Linked DNA regions of Homo sapiens: region 1 is linked to region 2. Evidence: read pairs that join two places in POLR2A ChIA-PET (ENCODE). Cell type or tissue: OCI-LY7. All regions are shown on one strand.

Region 1 (5,000 bases), 160 kb before region 2:
AGTCCGGGTTTAAATCCTAGTTAAGCCTTTAAGTAACTATGTGACCCTGGGCAAGTCGCAGCCTTTCTTTGAATCTCGTTTCATGATCTGTGAAATGGGAGAACAATAGCTACCGTTCTCTGAACGTTCGAAGAATCAGAAGAGGTTAGATGGGGGAAAGCTCCGGAGGCTCAAACTGCCACGCGGGAGCGGGTTTTGTCCTCTTCCCCCAGGATTCAAAGTTCAAGGCTGAGGCCGCGCCGGCTCTCAGGTGACGGGGAAGGGCCTCTTCCCCTCCTGACCCCACGAGAAGGCGCCGAGGTCTTCCGCCCCGGGCCGGGCAGTTGGGACCCGCCCGGACCCCTCGGATTCCTGCGGGGGGGGCCTCCCTCGGGGCTTGACGTCATCCCTCCCCGTGACGTCACGGGGCGCCCCTGAGGTCACAGGGTCGCAGCGCAGACAAAGGCCCGCCTTGCCCCGGGCCCGAGACCCTCCCCAGGCGGCGCCCCCCGCCCCGCCCCGCCCCCGCTGTCCCCTGCTCCCCGGCCAGCACCTGAGGAACTCCTGCAGGCAGGTATCGCAGAAACGGTGGCCGCAGGTGGAAACCTGCACAGGCTCGCGCATGGGCTTCCCGCACAGTGGGCACAGCAGCCGTCGCTTGGGCTTCTCCAGGAACTTGTAGTCGAAGCCAGGCATGGCGGGCGAGCGGCCGGCACGGGCGAGCGGGGCCAGGCACGCGGCGGCCCCACAGCCCGCGCCTCGCTGGAGCGGCGCTCCCGGCTCCGGGCGGCGCCGACTGGCGGTCGCGGCCAGGGCTCGGCTGTGAAGCCCGCCCTCCGGAAGAGAGGGCGGACCGCGGCCGCGCGGTCCTAATGCGCGCCCTCGCGGCCCCGCCCACCCCCGAGTGCATGGTTTTTGGGTCTGGTGACCGCCAGTCTCGCCCACCCACGGGATCATGGGCTTTTCTTTCCCCTGGGGGACAGAGATCGTGGCTCCGCTTCTCCCCAGAGCCCGCGGGCCCCGGGGAAGTGCGGGTCGGAAAAGGGGACGGGCCGCGCCACAAAGGTTTTCTTCTCCAGAGGCAACAGCTCGGCCTCCGGGGCCGTGAGCAGCCCAGGAACCGTGGCCCCAGCTTCCAGGTGCTAGGCAGCCGAAGCCTGGCAACCAGCTCCGGGGAGCCCAGCTGGGGCGGGGAGGCTGGACTGGGCGCTGGGCCAGAGGAACCTCGGCCCCAGCCTCCGGCTGCGCCCACATTCCTCCCTTGGCCGCAGCCCTGCCACCGAGGTCGGGCCCAGCCCAGTCCTGGGGTGCCTGGTCGCCACCCCCACCCTTGAAGACACCACACTCCAGGCAGGCAGCTGATATTTTTATTGGCCTTCCTGTCCTCTGGGAAACCGGTCTGGTCCCACCAGCTACCCATTCTCTCAACTGTTTCTGGGGAAAGGCATGGGGGGGACGGGCAATCTCCAGCGCGGATCTTTTCTGCAGCACTTAGTGACTCCTGCCCTCCTGCTGGGGAAGAGAGGCAAGCCGACGTCTAGCAAATCCTGCCTCAGGATGAAAGTGTAGGGGAGGTGGCAGCACTCCCGGGGACCGCCCAGCCCCGGGCTATGCAGAAGCTAGGCAGGCCTAATGGCCAGTCCAGGCAGGCCCTGGCTTGCCCTGCTCCAAAGTATGGAGATAGAGTCCCGGTAAGCACCAAATACTTTTTTTTTTTTTTTTTTTTTTTTTTTTTTGAGAGGGAGACTTGCTCTGTCATCCAGGCTGGAGTGCAGTGGTGCGATCTCGGCTCACTGCAAACTTCACCTCCCGGGTTCAAGGGATTCTCTTGCCTTAGCCTCCAGAGTAGCTGGGATTACAGGCGCCCGTCACCATGCCTGGTTAATTTTTGTATTTTTAGTAGAGACGGGGTTTCACCATGTTGGCCAGGCTGGCCTCAGTCTACTGACCTCAAGTGATCCGCCCGCCTTGGCCTCCCAAAGTGCTGGAATTACAGGCGTGAGCCACCGCACCCAGCCTTATTTTCTTCTTTTTTTTTTTTTTTGGTGGAGACAGCGGTCTCGCTATGGTCCCCAGGCTGGTCTCCCAACTCCTGGCCACAAGGGATCAAGGGATCCTCCTGGCCAAAGCACTGCCTATGCAGGTGTGAGCCACCGCCGCCGGCCCAGACTTATTTTCTAACTGGGCTAGGGGAAAGGGTAGGGTCTGTGTGGAGCTACAGCTGCCTTCAGCCTTTTTTGTTTTTTTTTTTTTTTTGAGACGGAGTCTGGTTCTGTCGCCCAGGCTGGAGGGGTTTACGCCATTCTCCTGCCTCAGCCTCCTGAGCAGCTGGGACTACAGGCGCGTGCCACCACGCCCAGCTAATTTTTTTGTATTTTTAGTAGAGATGGGGTTTCACCACGTTAGCCAGGATGGTCTCGATCTCCTGACCTCGTGATCCGCCCGCCTCAGCCTCCCAAAGTGCTGGGATTACAGGCGTGAGCCACTGCGCCCGGCTGCCTTCAGCCTTTTTATGGCAAGGCTCTGGAGGCCACCCTGCTTCCAAAGGCTAGGTCTGCCTTCTAACTCTAGCCAGGCTGGACCCTGGGGACACTGACTGAAGGGAGGAAGGGGTAGGAAGGGCAAAGAGGTGGTAGGAGAACAAAGTGGTTGAGGTTTCCATATCCAAGGCCAAAAGCAGAGCAGGGGTTTTGCCAGCCCTGATACCCCATGATGACACAATCCAGGAGACAGCTGCAAGTCATGCCTTGGGCACCTGCACTTTTCAGAGCATTCAGAGGAGAAGCAATATCAGGGTGGTCCAGAGGTGAATCCGGGTGCCTCAGGGGGGGACCGGCTCATCTGTGACCGCTGGAGGGTACCGAAGAGAAACCCTTGCAGCTTCTGAGGGCAGTGCCTCCAGAAATCATCACCCACCTCCCACTCCCACTGGGCCCTGGATTCTGGACCCTGTTAGGCCAGAAAGAGAGTTTCAGCATCAACGGGACTCAGCAGTAGGAGAAAGAATGCATGTGAGCCCTGGGGAGCAGTGGAGGCAGCCCTTCCATGAGGCCCAAGAAGCACCAGCCTTGGCCACCCCAGGCAGGAAGCTTGAAGCTTTTCAACCGCAGCTTCTGCTTTTTTTATCTGGGGGCTAAAGATGCTTTTGGTGATGTGGCCATCTGTGAACACTGGGGATGGGAGTGTGGACAGGGGCCAGCTGGGCTGTGTGGTGAAGTGGGAAAAGTTACAACTCACATCGAACAGCCAGGAGGGTGTTTCCATGGCAACAGGACACGGAAGTCACCGTGTAAGGGTGTGTCTCATCCAACTGCACTGGCCGAGGGAGTCCGGCATCCTCATCCCTCCTTCCCAATCGACCTCGCGCCCCTTTGCCCCAAGAGTACACTTCGCTCTCTGCCAGGAAGAATCCCCAGGAGGGAAGTGGGAAGTGGGCACAGCCCGAGCAGGATCTCCCCTCCCACATTGCCAGGATGGCCCCTGGGAGGCTCCAGAGTCCAGTGGCCCTGAATAGCAACCCCCACCCCCCACTGCTCATGGCACTGTCTGCCCCCACCATGCTCAGTCCTCACCTGCCCCAATAGCTACAGTGAAGGCATCCCCACAGGCTACCATTGCCATCTTGATGCCCTCAAGGCCTTGGACCTTACAGGGTGCCCGACTGCCTCGGCGAGTATTGGTGCCCAACTGTCCGTGCTGATTGCTGCCAAAAGTGTAGCAATCACCCGAGGCTATGGGGGAGAGGAAGGAAAGGGGTGCTTCAACAGGGTACCAAGGAGACCGTGAGTCCCCCTCTGACCTCCAGAGCCCAAGTCCTCCTCACCAGTCACAGCAGCTGAGTGAGCAGTGCCCAGGTCTATACTCAGCAGAGGCTCCTGGTCCAGGGGTGCAGAGCCTAGTAGTGTGAAGCTCAGGGCCTCCTCCACTTGCTGGTGGGGGACAGGCTCCTCCCCCAGGGAGAGGTGGTCCAGGCCCAGCTTGTTGAACCTGAGGGCAGAGCCAGAAGCCAAATCCAACTGACAGACAGTTTGGGCAGGAGCTGGTGCACCAGGAGACAGATCCCACCCTGGGTTGAACCAATAGCACCCTCAACCCCCTCAATTCTGGTCTTTGGTGAAAGGTAGGCAATGATGGACGGAGCACTTGCAGCCAAGGAGAGCCAGGGGCAGGTTAGTCATCCTGATGATCTATTCACCTGTTGCTCCCACAGGCTAGGGCTTGGCCAGGCACAGTGAGGATCATGGAGGAATCGATACCACATACAACTCGCTGAGCTTCCTGTCCTGGGGGCATGGGCACCTGCTGGGGGCAGCTGTGGGACTCCCTGGTGCCTAGCCCCAGTCTGCCTACAAGAAGAAACCCAGAAGGAGTTAATTTGAGCTTTAGTGGGGGTGATGCCCGAATGAGGAGGGCCCACTGAGGGGAGGGAACAGCATGAGTTCTCTGTTCTCTCAGTCCCAAATGCCTTTCCTAGGCCCCTCTGCTGGTTAAAATCCTCCTTCTTTATTTTTTATTTTTATTTTTCGAGACTGAGTCTCACTCTGTCGCCAAGGCTGGAGTACAAGGGTATGATCTTCACTCACTGCAACCTCTGCCTCCTGGGTTCAAGCGATTCTCCTGCCTCAGCCTCCTGAGTAGCCGGGATTACAGGCATGCACCACCATGCCCAGCTAATTTTTTTATTTTTAGTAGAGACGGGGTTTTACCATGTTGGCCAGGCTGGTCTTGAACTCCTGACCTTGTGATCCACCTGCCTCGGCCTCCCAAAGTGCTGGGATTACAGGCGTGAGCCACCACGCCGGCTCAAAATCCTCCTCCTTTAAAGCCCTGTTCAAATGACATCTCTCTCCTCCAGTTGACATTACTGTTCACTGAATTCCACGCCTCTGCACTGGGGTGTAGCCCTGATGCTATCTGTTCTCTGGCATGCTGGCAATGTCATCTTTCTCCCACTAGACTGAGTCCTCCAGGAAGACAAGAACCCATCAGTGTCATCTCTAGTTTCAGTGGCCAGCCTGATG
Region 2 (5,000 bases):
GCTCACTGCAACCTTGCCTCCCGGTTTCAAGTGATTCTCCTGCCTCAGCCTCCGGAGTAGCTGGGATTACAGGCACGTGCCACCACGCCTGGCTAATTTTGTAGTTTTAGTAGACATGGGGTTTCTCCATGTTGGTCAGGCTGGTCTCGAACTCCCGACCTCAGGTGATCCGCCCGCCTTGACCTCCCAAAGTGCTGGGATTACAGGTGTGCGCCACCGCGCCCAGCCTTTTTTTTTTTTTTTTAGAGATGGGGTTTCACTGTGTTGCCCAGGCTGGTCTTGAACTCCCGGACCCAAGTGATCCTCCTGCCTCAGCCTCTGAAGGTGCTGGGATTACAGGCATGAGTCACTGTGCCTGGCTAAACAAAGAAATTTTTTACCTACCTGTGGATTTTTCTTTCTGACTTGGCTTCATTGAATTGAGTACTTTGCTTCTGCTTTTAATAGGAAAGGTGGCTGGGTGTGGCAGGAGCACTTTGGAAGTCCGAGGCAGGAGGACTGTTTGAGGCCAGGAGTTTGAGACCAGCCAGGGCAACATAGCAAGACCTCATCTCTACAGAAAATAAAAAATAAATAAAATAGGAAAGGCTCCTATAACTCACTGGGTGGGAGGAAGAATGAGGTGCTGGTGGTACATGTTGCCTACTCAAAAGGAACAACTTGGCTGGTCATGGTGGCTCACCCCTGTAATCCCAGCACTTTGGGAGGCCGAGTCGGTGGATCACTTGAGGCCAGGAGTTCAAGACCAGCCTGGCCAACATGGTGAAACCCCGACTCTACTAAAAATATACAAATTAGCTGGGTGTGGTAGTGCATGCCTGTAATCCCAGCTACTTGGGAGGCTGAGGCATGAGAATTGCTTGAACCTGGGAGGTGGAGGTTGCAGTGAGCTGAGATTGTGCCACTGCACTCCAGTCTGGATGATAGAGCAAGACTCTGTCTCAAAAACAAACAAACAAACAAAACAAGGAACAACTCTGTTTTTCTGGCTAGATAACTAATAAACTTCAGCATCTTAAGGAGAGCCATGAGATGGGACAGGCCCTACAGCAGGCCAGAAATGTCATGGTAAGTGATGATTGACCTTACACCACCACTGGGTCTCCTGTGAAGATGAAGAATGGAGAATCCTGGGTGGTTAGTAGATGGTGATACTAAGTCGTGGTGGTGAAGGGAGGTTTCCAAACATTTGTAAAGTACATCTCCTTATGCGGAGCTTGGAATTGGGGTTAGCGGTTTTCCTCCCCAGTGCCCCTGTTTCCTGCTTAGTGACTTTATTTGATCTCACCTACCCATTTTTTTCTCTACAGCAATCATGGGTGCTTATCTCTAAAGAGCTGATATCCTTGCTTCACCTATCCCTGTTGCATTTAGAAGAAGATAAGACTACTGTGAGTCAGGAGGTAAGCAGCCTGAAGATGGAGGTGGAGGCCTGTGGTGGGACTAAAAGCCATAAAGAGGAACCAGACACATTAACTGATTCTTACCATATAGTCTCGGCGTGCAGAAACATTGGTCTGTTGCTGTTTTGATTTGCTGAAGAAATTGAGGGCAAAGCTCCAGAGCCTCAAAGCAGAAAGGGAGGAGGCAAGGCACAGAGAGGAAATGGCTCTCAGAGGCAAGGATGCGGTAAGGTGACAGGCATTTGTTCTTGGATGTGGGAGGTTTCCACCTCAAGGTTCCTGCAGGAACACAAATGCACTTTAGACACAGATGGGTGGCCTAAGAACTGCCTGCCCTGGGCAGTAAAGAACTGATCTATTGAGGTGTCATGGTTACATCTTTTTGTGCTGGCTCCCCTGTTGCCCACTGTGGCCTTGCAACCACTTCCCTCAATAGGCAGAGATAGTGTTGGAGGCTTTCTGTGCACACGCCAGCCAGCGCATCAGCCAGCTGGAACAGGACCTAGCATCCATGCGGGAATTCAGAGGCCTTCTGAAGGATGCCCAGACCCAACTGGTAATTTAAGGGCATTTTCTTTCCTGGGGTCTGTGCTGACAGACTGGGAGGGTAGTTGCATACTCCCACTTTGCTGTATCCAAAGGGAAGGGGTTCCCGCCTAGGCAATCTTTCTTTTGTAGGTAGGGCTTCATGCCAAGCAAGAAGAGCTGGTTCAGCAGACAGTGAGTCTTACTTCTACCTTGCAACAAGACTGGAGGTCCATGCAACTGGATGTGAGTATTTGGGACCATCATAACTAATTCCTTACTCACATCAAGTCCTGTTGTGAGCTTTGCCTCAAGTGTGCTCTACTGACCTGCTTGCTTCCCCTGGTAGTATACAACATGGACAGCTTTGCTGAGTCGGTCCCGACAACTCACAGAGAAACTCACAGTCAAGAGCCAGCAAGCCCTGCAGGAACGTGATGTGGCAATTGAGGAAAAGCAGGAGGTACAAACCAAGAGTGGGGACTGCTTAGGCTTGGTTTCCTTCCTAATGTGTGATACCATTAGCCTCTTACCCTGGATCTGTTTTCTTTTCACCCTGTGGGTTTGGAGGCCAGCCAGTAAGGTCTCTTAGCTGTAAGATGGCCTTAAGCGCAGTTTTTTCCTTTGCCCTTCAGCATCTTTACTTCAGCAACTTTTCTCCTGTCTCTACTTTTTCCTGAGGATCAACCTTATTTTCTGCAATGTTGATGCCCAGGAGCAAGGTAGTTTTCTGTCTTGTCCAGAAAGAGAAGCTGGACCAAGTCCTGGGATTATTGATTCAGGAGGAACTATAGGAGGAAAACCATCTGTTCTTCCTAGGTTTCTAGGGTGCTGGAACAAGTCTCTGCCCAGTTAGAGGAGTGCAAAGGCCAAACAGAACAACTGGAGTTGGAAAACAGTCGTCTAGCAACAGGTGTTTGTGTGTGTGTGTGTGTATGCATGCATGTAAGCATTTGAGCCCTGTTAAGGCTTGGAGTGTGGCACTAGAGCAAGGAAGTACTCAGGAGCACTTGCTTTGGAGCAGAAGTTTGGGGAGTTTCTAGCCTGCTGACCGCATGGTGTCATTAGGATACTTTTGTTCTAGATCTCCGGGCTCAGTTGCAGATTCTGGCCAACATGGACAGCCAGCTAAAAGAGCTACAGAGTCAGCATACCCATTGTGCCCAGGACCTGGCTATGAAGGATGAGTTACTCTGCCAGCTTACCCAGAGCAATGAGGAGCAGGCTGCTCAGTGAGTTCCTAACGGGGTACTGTGGCAGTAGGCATCCAGGATTTAGGACCAAATGGGATCTAATATGTTGTCTCTGGCAGATGGCAAAAGGAAGAGATGGCACTAAAACACATGCAGGCAGAACTGCAGCAGCAACAAGCTGTCCTGGCCAAAGAGGTGCGGGACCTGAAAGAGACCTTGGAGGTAAGGAATATGGCTTGGGCCAAGGGAGCTGGTAAGCCTCAGGAGTGTGATTCTTGCCTGATAGTGTTGAGGTAAGGTTTGAGACTGTGAACTAGAAAAAGCCTCTGTACCCAGGGCACTAAAATTCTCCCTCCCTGTCTTGCTCCTTCTCTTGTCTTCCCAGTTTGCAGACCAGGAGAATCAGGTTGCTCACCTGGAGCTGGGTCAGGTTGAGTGTCAATTGAAAACCACACTGGAAGTGCTCCGGGAGCGCAGCTTGCAGTGTGAGAACCTCAAGGACACTGTAGAGAACCTAACGTAAGTTCTCTAACTTTCTGTACTTCCCCCTAAGTGCTTATTTTTTTCTCAGGAACACTTCTAGAAGCCAAAATCTCCAAGAAGAGAACTGTGAGTGTTGAGCCTCTTGTTTCTCTCCTTTAATGCAGCTCTGTGGGGATTTGGGATAGGCGTTCAGAGAAGGTAATTTGGTCTTTGGTCATCTTCCCTGTTCCTTATTTCAGGGCTAAACTGGCCAGCACCATAGCAGATAACCAGGAGCAAGATCTGGAGAAAACACGGCAGTACTCTCAAAAGCTAGGGCTGCTGACTGAGCAACTACAGAGCCTGACTCTCTTTCTACAGACAAAACTAAAGGAGAAGGTAGGATCCTGGGGTTCCTTCTCTTCTCTTCCAATTGTATCTTTATTTTACAGATAGTCTTCCTAAAACATTACTCTTTTTCTAACTGTGACCTTTTATGATTTCAGTTACCTACAGGACCTCATTAGCCTGTTGCTCAAACCTTTCTTCCCCTGTCTCCTATCTCCCTATTATGAACACTTTGCCCCAGCTAGACTGCCTGTATGCTACACACATGTCCCCATTTTTATCCCCAGAACCCAGACTCTGGCTGTTCCCACATTCATTCTATTCTTTCTTCAAACTGGAAATGCCTTTTCTATTAAAATCCTCCCTTCCGACCTGGGCAACGTGGTGAAAACCATCTCTACAAAAAAATACAGAAATTAGCCCAGGTGTAGTGTTGTGAACCTGTAGTCCCAGCTATCTGGGAGGCTGAGGTGAGAGGATCACCTGAGCCTGGGAAGTTGAGGCTGCAGTGAGCCATGATCATACCTGGCTAATTTTTTTGTATCACTGCACTCCAAACTGGGTGAGAGTGAAACCCTTTCCCCCACAAAAAAAGAAATCTTCCCTGGTTTACCTTCTTTGAACTGTTCCCAAATCAAATCATGTGGACCCGGTGATCTTTTCTTCTGCCATATTTCTCATGAACTTACTCTTCTTTTGTATTTGTATTAATTTTCCTTGGATACCTGGTCTCTTCAACCAGACTATGTTTCAAGAAAGCAGAAATATAGCCTTCTTTGGCCTCCCTGCAGTGTGCACTAAACAATAAATGGTTGACATCATTCAGAATACAAAGGTAATTAGCTTATTCAGCAGATAAGGCACAACAAATATCCTAAAATCTGGCAATTGCTTATGACCTGATCCTCTTCCCCAACTGGGTACCGAGCACAGGAAATGCCATCAAATCTACAGTTTAGCATGGAAGACAAACAGATGTAAACTTGTCATCTTGACTTATGATCATGGTAGAGGTCTGCATGGACCACTGTGAGAGATAGAGAGGGGAGCACCACTTCAGCCTTCGAGA

The links. ChIA-PET counts read pairs that join two places held together with the same protein. Peaks named below come from ENCODE experiments on the same cell type or tissue, not always from the same donor. Only the 100,000 strongest peaks of a DNase experiment are listed, where the experiment ranks them.
Region 1: POLR2A ChIA-PET joins it to region 2 with 13 read pairs; 2 of 35 experiments call an interaction of 5 or more read pairs at or near these places.

Annotation. Positions count from the first base shown.
Region 1 is chr17:28,739,788-28,744,787 of GRCh38, reverse strand. NEK8 (NIMA related kinase 8) reads right to left here. Exons shown (of 15, transcript NM_178170.3): 11 at 4,175-4,325; 12 at 3,803-3,966; 13 at 3,552-3,710; 14 at 3,217-3,375; 15 at 1,333-2,829. The coding sequence ends at 2,801. It overlaps TRAF4 (TNF receptor associated factor 4), which reads right to left and starts at 777. Exons shown (of 7, transcript NM_004295.4): 1 at 533-777. The coding sequence starts at 675. RefSeq lists silencers at 299-498, 519-928, 1,383-1,677, 3,497-3,556 and enhancers at 1,383-1,677, 701-1,701, 2,837-2,996, 3,857-3,966, 4,007-4,146. In OCI-LY7, no CTCF peak of the experiment used is centred here; DNase peaks (open chromatin) are centred at 247, 827, 2,757, 3,087 and 2 weaker places; H3K4me3 peaks cover 4,521 bases; H3K27ac peaks cover 5,000 bases.
Region 2 is chr17:28,582,493-28,587,492 of GRCh38, reverse strand. It overlaps SPAG5 (sperm associated antigen 5), which reads left to right. Exons shown (of 24, transcript NM_006461.4): 5 at 994-1,068; 6 at 1,311-1,403; 7 at 1,495-1,629; 8 at 1,840-1,959; 9 at 2,082-2,174; 10 at 2,278-2,391; 11 at 2,748-2,841; 12 at 3,013-3,160; 13 at 3,241-3,343; 14 at 3,507-3,640; 15 at 3,844-3,982. Among named protein-coding and RNA genes, the nearest start is that of ALDOC, 8.1 kb to the right of the region's middle. In OCI-LY7, no CTCF peak of the experiment used is centred here; no DNase peak of the experiment used is centred here.